4 separate regions of the Homo sapiens genome follow, and all the other regions are linked to region 4. The links are chromatin contacts, found by Hi-C or POLR2A ChIA-PET in ENCODE. All regions are on one chromosome and are shown on one strand. Each heading gives the region's core, a stretch centred on a gene start or an enhancer-like site at or near the end of the contact. The rest is flanking DNA. Distances are from core to core; before and after follow the strand shown.

The links. Hi-C counts contacts between places; a loop is a spot of excess contacts on that map. ChIA-PET counts read pairs that join two places held with the same protein, here RNA polymerase II (POLR2A). Pooled maps may share reads with other maps.
Region 1: a loop to region 4 is called in a pooled map, with 5 times the contacts of the local background. The contact joins two enhancer-like sites. A Hi-C loop is called at or near these places in 2 of 37 single-sample maps with no recorded cell type and 3 of 50 pooled maps.
Region 2: a loop to region 4 is called in a map with no recorded cell type, with 6 times the contacts of the local background. The contact joins two enhancer-like sites. A Hi-C loop is called at or near these places in 1 of 37 single-sample maps with no recorded cell type and 2 of 50 pooled maps. POLR2A ChIA-PET finds 5 or more read pairs at or near these places in 1 of 52 experiments (OCI-LY7).
Region 3: a pooled map shows a loop between it and region 4 (4-fold over the local background). The contact joins two enhancer-like sites. A Hi-C loop is called at or near these places in 1 of 50 pooled maps. POLR2A ChIA-PET finds 5 or more read pairs at or near these places in 4 of 52 experiments (GM12878, OCI-LY7, activated B cell and 1 more).

What each region holds. Positions count from the first base shown.
Region 1 is chr1:24,953,878-24,956,577 of GRCh38, forward strand. The region is part of intron 1 of RUNX3-AS1 (RUNX3 antisense RNA 1); the gene reads left to right. It also overlaps a transcript of RUNX3 not described here. Among named protein-coding and RNA genes, the nearest start is that of RUNX3-AS1, 25 kb to the left of the region's middle. RefSeq lists a silencer at 340-399 and enhancers at 896-2,095, 1,137-1,316, 1,357-1,506, 1,547-1,596. Within about 2 kb of position 1,379, at least 5 of the 41 ENCODE cell types and tissues checked have a DNase peak (open chromatin) inside an H3K27ac peak, as active enhancers do.
Region 2 is chr1:24,726,238-24,728,937 of GRCh38, forward strand. No RefSeq gene overlaps it. Among named protein-coding and RNA genes, the nearest start is that of CLIC4, 18 kb to the right of the region's middle. Within about 2 kb of position 1,419, at least 24 of the 41 ENCODE cell types and tissues checked have a DNase peak (open chromatin) inside an H3K27ac peak, as active enhancers do.
Region 3 is chr1:24,769,074-24,771,773 of GRCh38, forward strand. All of the region lies in intron 1 of CLIC4 (chloride intracellular channel 4), which reads left to right. Among named protein-coding and RNA genes, the nearest start is that of CLIC4, 25 kb to the left of the region's middle. Within about 2 kb of position 1,283, at least 8 of the 41 ENCODE cell types and tissues checked have a DNase peak (open chromatin) inside an H3K27ac peak, as active enhancers do.
Region 4 is chr1:24,188,850-24,191,549 of GRCh38, forward strand. No RefSeq gene overlaps it. Among named protein-coding and RNA genes, the nearest start is that of IFNLR1, 2.9 kb to the left of the region's middle. RefSeq lists an enhancer at 2,559-2,648. Within about 2 kb of position 1,427, at least 11 of the 41 ENCODE cell types and tissues checked have a DNase peak (open chromatin) inside an H3K27ac peak, as active enhancers do.

The sequences.
Region 1 (2,700 bases), core at 129-2,628, 760 kb after region 4:
GGGTAAGGGATGTTCAACCTGTAATGACTGTTAATGTGTGGTTTTTTTTTTTGGAGACCAGGTCTTGCTCTGTCGCCCAAGCTAGAGTGCAGTGGCACGATCATAGTTCACTGCAGCCTTCACCTCTTGAGCTCAAGTTATCCTCCTGCCTCAGCCTCCCAAAGTGTTGGGATTACAGGCGGGAGCCGCCATGCCCCAGCCTATTGATATTCTTGTTGAGGTTCTCAGACATATCTGCATGGCCTCACACATGGAGGAAAGAGACCCACAGAGGCAAAAACAAGACATGGGGTAAAAATAGACTGGAAGGAAACACACCGAATGATAGTGGTTTTTTCTGGGTGTTGAGATTACCGAGCTTATTTTTAAATTTCTTAGATCCTTCAGGTGTTCTACAACGTAAAATGCAGACAGGGTGGGGACGTTGGTTGGAGTCATGTTTTCCCTAATGTTCTTACTGGTTCTAAAATCTTCAAGCTATGCTCTCACCCAAGGCTTCACTTATTATTATTTTAACACTGTGGATTCATAAAGAATGGAAGCCCACACAAGTCCAGGGAAGGAAGGAAAGGCAGACAGAGGCTTATTTTCAGGCCTGGGCAGTTGCACAGGGTCCCTTGCTTAGAAGGGCCTCATGCTTGGTTTCGTGTTCTGTGGTCGCTGTCCTGAAATTCTTACTGATTTTTGAACAAGGGATCCTGTATTTTCATTTTGCACTGTGCCCTGAAAATCATGCCGCCGTCACTAGCCCTGGGATTCTCCCCAGGACAGGTTTCCCTTCAGCTGCTCTAAGCCTTCGCCCTTGTCCTTGTCCAACCACGGACGTGGCCATCCACGGAGCCCTCTACGTGCCTCAGAGCAAGTGTGCTTCGGCTGCTCAGGTGTGTGTCTAGAGACTGATAAAAACAGGGCTCGTGAGTGGGTGCGGGAGGCCCCTGTGGTCTCTGTTCACACACGTACCTACCCTCAAGGCCATGTCTACACTGGCCTATTTCAGAGAACCGCCCTGTGCATCATGGGATGCTTTGCCCCACATCACGGCCCAGCTTGGTTCAGTCCTGGAGCCCTGTGTCCTGAAGCCATGACCAACCCCAGGCCTGGCCCACCTTCTTCCTCAGTCTCCTCTCCCTCAAGCCCTCCACAGGACCCATAAACCTTCCATCTCCATGTAATCCTTTTGTGTGATCCTTCTTCCATACCTTTGCCCATGCTGTTCACTCTGCTTGTACCAGCAAGGTTCCTTCCTCCCCAGATCTGCCCTTTCTAGACCCATCTCAGATTCCACCCTTTCTAGAAAGACTTCAGGAAGTATTTGAGAAGGGCCTGAAGATGCTGTGGTTGCATAGAGGAGGATATGAATCACCTCGCTTAGAGGTATCGGGGAGGGCTCCATGGAGGTGGTGCCCTCAGGCCAAGGAAGAGAAGATATCTTCCGGGCAGAAGGGAGAGTTTGACGGGCTGGTTTGATGTCAGACAGACCACAGGATGACTCAAGGTCCTCTTTCCTCTTCTTAAACATTAGTTGCAGCAAGTCCCACCATCTGCCTGAGTCTGTTTTCATCTCCACAATGGAGGTGGTGATGCCCAGCACACGGAGCTGTGATGAGGATTTAATGGGGAATCCAGAGCATTTATGGAAGTGCCAGGAGGCCAAGATTCTGCATAGGTAGGAAGGACCTAAGCCAGAGGGGTGTGGGTGGCCAGAGGAGAGAGCCTACCTTAGTAGGGCTTGGTAGGCTAAGGTCTGGGCTGAATCTCGAGGCTCTGGAGCTTAGAACAGCATCTGCAACTCCCTGGCTGTCGGGGTTCAGGCAAGGACTGCCTCCTCTCTGAGTGTCAGTTTCCCCATCTATAAATGGAAAGCTGGGACACTGAAAAACACTGGGGGGGAGGGTGGTTCCTGAGGCAGTCTCTCTCCACACATCACAGGAATGTGGCGCCCCAGGGAGAAGGCATCTTTGTCCATTGTGTTCACTTCTGCATCTCCAGTGCCCAGAACAGTGCTTGCATGCAGTAGATGCTCAATAAATGTTCATTGAATGAATCAGCAGCAACCAATTCGCCCACCTCACATCCTAAGTCCGCTGGGGACGTAGGCCCACCTCTCCAGGGAAACTGTCTGCAGATTGGGACCACACCTCAGGTCACAAGCATTTCCTGAGCACCTACTGTATGCATGGCTCTGCGCAGCCCGGGGCAGACCCTTGCTCCACAGCCCGACAGGGCAGAGCCAAGGAGGCAGGTGACAGACACAGTGATTTGGGAAGAAGAACAGAGAGCAGGGTGGCCAGCAGGGCCTTGCCTGGGTGGGAGCAGGCCGTTCCCAGGCTGGAGCTCAGGCTGATGGGAGCCCCAGCTTGCCTGTTCCTGGGAGGGTGGGACTGCCTCTTCCTCTTTCTTTCTCTGAAAACAAAAATTGTTTTCCCTTAAATTTACAAGTATTAAAAGTTTGGAAAATACACAATAATCAAAAGAATATAAAATAAAGGTTACCTGCCATCATGGCGGACCACACAGTATTAACTACTATGGACTTTTCAGTGTTTCCCTCTAGTCTTTTTTCTGAGGTGGCTTTGCTCTCAGAGGTGGCTTTCTCTCCCCCTGGGAAGGGATATAGCTGCTCTGTAGGAGATGTGGGGGCACCAGGCTCTCTCCATGGGCTCTTTATCACTTCTGACTTGGAGGTCCTTTCTCCACCCC
Region 2 (2,700 bases), core at 169-2,668, 540 kb after region 4:
ATCCTGGTAAACATGGTGAAACCCCGTCTCTACTAAAAATACAAAAATTAGCTGGGCGTGGTGGTGCGTGCCTGTAGTCCCAGCTACTCGGGAGGCTAAGACAGGAGAATTGCTTGAACCTGGGAGGCGGAGGTTGCCGTGAGCTGAGATCACGCCACTGCACTCCAGCCTGGTGACAGAGTCAGACTTCGTCTAAAAAAAAAATAGCTGGGCTATTACAGGTGGCGGGTGCCTGTAATCCCAGCTACTAGGGAGGCTGAGGCAGGAGAATCACTTGAACCCGGGAGGCAGAGGTTGCGGTGAGCCGAGATCGCACCATTGCACTCCAGCCTGGGCAACAAGAGTGAAACTCCGTATCAAAAGAACAAAAAAACAAAACAGACTGTCTCCTGAAATCCGCAGAGTCCCCTCTTGCTATCCTTGGAATCCATCTGTGGCTCCCACCCCTTCCATTCACTGTTCTGGCTCTTTTAAGAGATTCCCCTTTCGGAGAGACCCTGGCTCCACCTGGAAGGAGCCAAGGCTGACTTGCCCCGGTGTGCTGCCAGCCAAGTGGCTGTTTCCACAGAAATGAGCACCTCCAAGCTCAGGGAACAAAACTTCAAAGATGCCCTCTGCCCGTCCTGGTTTGCACTCCCTCCCTCCAAAGTGTCCACATGAATAAGCTCTCCTCTCCCATTCAACCTGCAGGACCCCAGGCCAGGTGAGGCAGGCAGCTGCTCTTCACTCGTTCCTCCCTGCACTTCCGCACCAAGAAGAGAGGCCACACTTTTTTTTTTTTTGAAACAGGTGTGTGCCACCAAGCCCAACTAATTAAAAAAACTTTTTATTTATTTATTTGAAGAGACAGGGTCTGACCATGTTGCCCAAGCTGGTCTTGAATCCCTGGACTCAAGCAATCCTCTCACCTCAGCCTCCCAAAGTGCTGGAATTATAGGCGTGAGCCACCGCACTCAGTGAGGTCACCTTCCTTCCTTCCTTCTTTCCTTCCTCTCTCTCTCTCTCTGTCTCTTTCTTTCTTTCGATGGAGTTTTGCTCTTGTCGCCGAGGCTGGAGTGCAGTGGCGCGATCTGGACCCACTGTAACCTCCGTCCCCCCAGATTCAAGTGATTGTCCTGCCTCAGCCTCCCAAGTAGCTGGGATTATAAGGCATGCACCACCACGCCCAACTAATTTTTATATTTTTAGTAGAGACGGGGTTTTGCCAAGTTGGCCTTGAACTCCTGACCTCAGGCGATCCACCTGTGTTAGCCCCTCAAAGTGCTGGGAATACAGGTGTGAGCCATGACACCCTATACGTGTAGCTTTTTAGAAAGCATAACAGCACTCTCCCCTCCACTTTCAAAAGTGGGCCCCAGCGGCTCAGACTCCCTTGCCAGTTTCACTTTGGAAAGATGCAGTATGTGAGCAGTGCTGTCTTATTTCCCAGCTGGCCGGCCCAGGAGGCCCAGCCCCAAGGACCAGACACTGTGGGTTGGCCTCGGGGACGATGATCTAAGACAGCTGGAGTGTCTTCCTGGCTGTTAGCAAAAGAGAAACCAACTAATTCACCACAAAGTCCTTAAAAAGAGAAGTAATAGGATGAGTTCTGGCACCTCACTTAAGTCCAACAGGAGTGGGGAAATTCCCCTAAATATCACTTGGGGATCCAGCTTTTCCCTCTCTTTGAACCTCTTTGATGTTTATTTAATGTAATTAATTAACTTATTTAAATTTTTGAGACAGGGTCTCACTCTGTTGCCCAGACTGGAATGCAGTGGCACAATCACGGTTCACTGCAGCCTCGACCTCCTGGACTATAGCAATCCTCCCACCTCAGCCTCCCGAGTAGCTGGCACTACAGGTATAAGCCACCATGCCCGGCTAATTTTTTGTACTTTTAGTAGAGCCAGAGTTTCACCATGTTGCCAGGCTGGTCTCCAACTCCTGGGCTCAGGTGATCCTCTTGCCTGGCCCCCATTTATTTTAATTTGAAGTAATTTCAAACTAACAGGAAACTTGCAAAAATAATGTAAAGAACTCTTAAATACCGTTTACCCAGATTCATCAATTGTTTTGCATTTTGCCACATTTATTTTCTCTTTCTACAGAGTAGATATGAATCCATATCTACATCTATATAGAGAGAAAATAAATGTGGATACATATCTATATGTATATATGGAGATAAACTGATAGACATAGATGTGGATATACACATACATATAATTTTTTTTTTTTTAAGATACAGAGTCTCGCTCTGTCGCCCAGGCTGGAGTGTGGAGTGCAGTGGCCTGATCTCGGCTCACTGCAACCTCTGCCTCCTGGGTTCAAGCAATTCTCCTGTCTCAGCATCCCGAGTAGCTGGGAATACAGGTACATGCTGCCACGCCCGGCTAATTTTTTGTGTTTTAGTAGAGACAGGGTTTCACCGTGTTGCCAGGGCTGGTCTTAAACTCCTGAACTCAGGTAATCCGCCCACCTCAGCCTCCTAACATGCTAGGATTACAGGCGTGAGCCACCGCACCCAACCCTTTTTATTTTTATTTATTTATTTATTTTGTTTTTTTGAGATGGAGTTTCGCTCTTGTTGCCCAGGCTGGAATGCAATGGCGTGATCTTGGCTCACCGCAATCTCCACCTCCCCGGTTCAAGCGATTCTCCTGCCTCAGCCTCCTGAGTAGCTGGGATTGCAGGCATGCGCCACCACACCCAGCTAAT
Region 3 (2,700 bases), core at 33-2,532, 580 kb after region 4:
CACTCTGATTGCACCACTCCACTCCAGCCTGGGTGGCAGAGTGAGACTCTGTCTCAAAACAAAAGAAAACAAACAAAAAAACATAATGTAAGAATCATGAAGTGACTTTAAAATCTTTATTTTATAATAATGTTATAAGTTTTCTGAAGCTACTTAATTTATCACTATACAGAATAAACAGATATATAAAAAATGATCAGTAAGTTTTTGTTTCCCTACTAAAGCCAGAATAATGGTCATGAGGTAATAGATAGCATTGGGTGCTTACTATGGGCCAGGCACAGTGTGCCAGCCGTTTGCATGTGTTAGCTAATTTAATCCTCATATAAACTTTGAAATAGGTGCTATCAATACTGTTTAACACATGAGAATTAGAGAGATCATTGTTTGGGTATGGTTGCAGGGCCAGTAAGTAGCAGTACTGTGATTTGTACTAACGTCTTTGGGATTTCAGAACCTGAATCAATAACTTTGTTTATGTTATTTTTCTCTATTTATTTGAAACTTGAATGCTTTCCTAACAGAATTTCTTATGTTCTGTTTTCAGTCACCCTGAAAAAAAAATTCTGAGAATATTTAAGGATATTTCTAAAACATACTAACAACTAGTGAGCCTAGATGGTTCATTAGATGACTTTGGTTGCTTTCAGTTCTCTTGGTAAAATTTGAAAGGCAACTAAAATTTCCATTACCTCACCTCGTTGCATTTTGGGGGCCTGGTTAATTAGTATTTTATAAAGCACTTTAGAGGGTTTATTTATAAACTTGTTAAGGAACCTGACTTGAATGTCTTTTTTTTTTTTAAGGCAGAGTTTCACTGTTGCCCAGGATGGAGTGCAGTGGTGTCATCACAGGTCACTGCCACCTTGACCTCCTGGGCTCAAGTGATCCTCCTCCTTTAGCTCCCTGAGTAGCTGGGACTTGCAGTGCCACCATGCCCAGCTAATTTTTTTTAAATTAATTTTTTTGTGGAGATGAGGTCTCACTGTGTTGCCTAAGATGGTCTTGAACTCCTGGACTCAAGTTATCCTCCCACTTTGGCCTCCCATTACAGGCATGAGCCATTGTGCTTGGCCTCACATATTTTGATTTTAGGATTGTTTTCCAATTGAGAAATGTCTAAATGGTTCAAGTTTAACAAAAATCATATACTAATTTGTTAATTATTTTTCTGTGAGTTCTTTTCTTTCTGCCCTCTCCCTTTCTCCCTTCCTCCCCCTTCAGAGGTTGGTAGAAAAAAAAAAAAAAGGCAAGGAAGTTTCTTTTTGTGGAGAGAGGAAATGACTGTTGGTTCAAGACTTTATCCATATTAGGTATAAACTAAATATAGACGTGTAATCCAGGAGTGAAGTCACATCTATAAAGTTTCTTAAGCAAAGCTAATGAGATCAGCCAGTGCTTTTGGATCTGTTTTTTCCCCCCTTGCTTTTGGCTCACTTACCAAACTGATTAGTCTTATAGTCTGCCTGCCTTTGCTTCTTTAAAAAAAGAATAAAAAAATTATAAGGAATCTTTCTGTAAAACAAGCACACAAATTTTTAAAAAGTTGCTTTGTATATGAAGCATAGTCACTTATGCCTCCCTTTGAGGGGAGGTTATAAATAAATTAGCTTCTTTAATTTCTTGACCTTGTCATTTTCCTCACACCAATTCTTCTTCTTTTTTTTTTGTTTTTTGAGTTGGTTTTATCCTTGAGTCTTTGTCACATATTTTTACTGTGAGGCTGGACTCATCTTTGTAAGTTGTAAGAAACGTGTTTTACTTAGTATTTTCTTGGTTTATTCCATTTTTAACCATTAAAGCAGATCTCAGTATGGCTAAATGGTAATAGGATTTCTTCTGATTGGCTGGTTAGAGAGATTGTAATAGAACGGAATGATGGAATAAATCTGCTTCTGGTCACAGCACATGTCCTTCTCAAATAAGGACTTTGAAAAGTCCCCCAAAGCATTCTTACAATAATTATTTCCAACTCTTGTGTTCCTTCTTAGAGCCCTTTGCAAGCATTCCTAAACACTCAAGCCCTTACGAACGTGCTATGCTTCTGAAGAGAAGAACTATATACACACATCTGTGGCGCATCTTACTATAAATACTTTGGAATACAACTAATTGTGTAAAAAGTTTAGCTTAACATATTTCGGGGTTTTAGGGATCAGTTCATGAAACTAAATGTTCTCCAAGCCTAAGTTGGAATCTGTTCTGAATCCTTCTCTGACCATGTTGTTCCCTTAGCAGAACTACTCTTTCCTACTGTTTGGGGCAGTTTGTGCATTTTTATATTCTGCCACTCATCTGAATCACCTTTAATTACATTTTTGTTCCAGGCTAGAATGTAAATTCCAGGAGATCAAGGATAAGGGATTATTTTCTTTTTTCTTCTTTTTATATTTTAAATTTAAAAAATTATTATGTTCTTCTAAAGACTAAGGGACTATTTTCTTCATCTTTTATATCTACCCCCTACCACAAACCTTTATATATAGGAGATAATTCATTAATTCAGTAAGCATTTATTAGTGTTTTTTGGCAAATTGGTGTGCATAGTATAGGAATATAAGCATGTAAGAGAGAATATATTAAATATTTTCTGTTATTGTGTTCTATATTACCTCATAGTAAAATACCAGAGTTAAAAGTAGTATTCAGTTATTGAACTTGAGACATGTAATTGGGGTTTTGTAACTAGCTACTCACTAT
Region 4 (2,700 bases), core at 177-2,676:
ATGCTCAGCTAATTTTTGTAGAGATGGGGTTTCACCATGTTGGGCAGGCTGGTCTTGAACTCCTGACCTCAGGTGACCTCAGCCTCCCAAAGTGCTGGGATTACAGGCATGAGCCACTGTGCCTGGCCTTAATTAGGATCTCTTAACAAAGCCCTGCTCACAGAGGACGCAATTCCACCTCAAAGGCGCAGGGTGGAGGAGGATGGAAGAGCAGCAGGCACGGTCAGTGTTGGTATCTTGGGATCTCTGAAATGTTGACTGTTGACTTTCTTTTCTCCTTCCTTCCTTCCTTTCTCTCTCTTTCTTTCTTTCTTTCTTTCTTTCTTTCTTTCTTTCTTTCTTTCTTTCCTTCCTTCCTTCCTTCCTTCCTTCCTTCCTTCCTTCTTTTTTCTCTCTCTTTCCTTCTTTCTTGCTTTCTTATTTTCTTGCTTTCTTTTTTTTTGACAAGAGTCTCACTCTGTCACCCAGGCTGGAGTGCAGTAGCGTGATCATGGTTCACTGCAACCTCTACCTACTGGTTCAAGCGATTCTCATGCCGCAGCCTGCCAAGTAGCTGGGACTACAGGCGTAAGCCACCATGCCCAGCTAATTTGTGTATTTTTAGTAAAGACGGGGTTTCGCCATGTTGGCCAGGCTAATCTCGAACTCCTGGCCTCAAGTGATCTGCCCACCTCGGCCTTCCAAAGTGCTGGGATTATAGGCATGAGCCATGCACCCGGCCCTGAAATGTTGACTTTCATTTCCACCCAGCAACTGCAACTCTTTTAGACCCGGAATCCCACTGTGCTTGGAGCGGTTCAACAGCAGGTACAGAAATATCTTCATTTGCCACCTGCTCCACCCATGGGCTCCTGTGCTATGCATCTGAAACTGGCACTTGCTCTTTTTTGACAATTTGTTTGTCACATGTTTGTTCTCTTGTTCCTCTTCCCCCACCTCCCCGCCCACGCATAGCTTCGAGTTAGAAAATTGTGTGTTCAGATGCCTTGATCCTTCAAGAGACATTTTGTGACTATGAGCTTGGCCAAGTTGGATCTTTCAAAACCTTAAAAAAAATGTCATCTATAGATGCCGGTCAGAAAATCTCAGCCAGTTACCACGACCTTGCTTCTACTTAGGTCCTAAATACACTGCTTCAATTTCTTTCAGGTATCTCAAATACAATCCATCCATTCTGGAATAAAATGAATATATCTCTATTGATATCTCTTTATCCCAAACAGCTGACTGCACGAATCTTTATTGAGTCTTTGTTATATAGTGGCACTGCAGTTTACATACAGTATTTAATCTTCACAACAACCCTATGAGGTGGATATTATTAATATCCCCTTTCAACAGATGAAACTCGGAGAGGTTACATCCTTGCTTAGGTCACACAGCTAATTATAGTGATAGGGCTGCAATTTGGAACTCAGTCTGTCTGTCCTCAAAGCTTGTGGTTTTAAAACTTCTGCTACCCAGCCTCTTGCTTGCTTAAGGGCAAACAAGAACAAACCTCCCCAGTCTTAATCACTTCCTGATTTGCAAAGATCATGGCGCTAACCTCTCAACTCTCATGAGTGGAACGGTGGGCACTGAAGAGCCAGCTTCCTCTTTGGGTTGGAATATTAGGTATGAAGCAGTGGTGCTGATAAATGTTTCACAACTGGTTGGGGGTTTAGGGGACAGGGGTAAAAGTCCTGCTTTCTTGTGTTTCCCAACCTTCGTGGTGTGAATATCCCCACTGTGGCTGACTTTAAGCTAGCAAATGTGAGGTCACTGAACACAGAGATAAGAAGAAATGTGGCCGGGCACAGTGGCTCATGCCTGTAATCCCAGCACTTTGGGAGGCTGAGGGGGGCGGATCACGAGGTCAGGAGATCAAGACCATCCTAGCTAACATGGTGAAACCCCATCTTTACTAAAAATACAAAAAAATTAGCCGGGTGCGGTGGCGGGTGCCTGTAGTCCCAGCTACTCGGGAGGCTGAGGCAGGAGAATGGCGTGAACCCAGGAGGAGGAGCTTGCAGTGAGCCAAGATCACGCTACTGCACTCCAGCCTGGGCGGCAGAGAAAGACTCCATCTCAAAACAAAAACAAAAACAAAAAAAAAACAAAACAGAAGAAATGTGCACAATTGGCTCCTGAGCCTGTAGGAGCCAGCTCCAGCACACCACTGGGTGGACGAAGCCAATTTCCCTCACTGTTGGAGGACCCAACATCTGTGGCACCACAGCTGAGCTTTTCTATGTTTAGAACAAACCACATCCCAACCCCTAAGGGCCTATGGGGCTCATGTTAAAAGTCTCTGGTCCATGACTTGAGGCTCAAAATCTCTTATGCAGCTGTTGAAGGTTTTCACAATGTGGCCTCCATCCACCTTTTGAAGTTCCCCACTAGTTCTCTGTGTTCCGGCCACAGAGGCTTCCAGTTCCCTTCTTTCTCTTGCCCCCTGGCCTTTTCAAACACTGGTCCCTGTGGTGGGAATTTCCTTCCCAGGCTTATCTTCCGCTAGTCTTCCAACAGGCCCCTATTCTTGATTCAGTCTCAGCTCACATGCCACTTCCTCAGGGAGGCTTTCTTAACCACTGTCTTTGATTTGCTCCCAATCCCCATGTATGTCTCTGACTTAGCCCATTTTGCGCTGCTGTAACAAAATACCACAGAGTGAGTTATTTACAAAGAACAGAAATTTATTTCTCACAGCTCTGGAGGCTG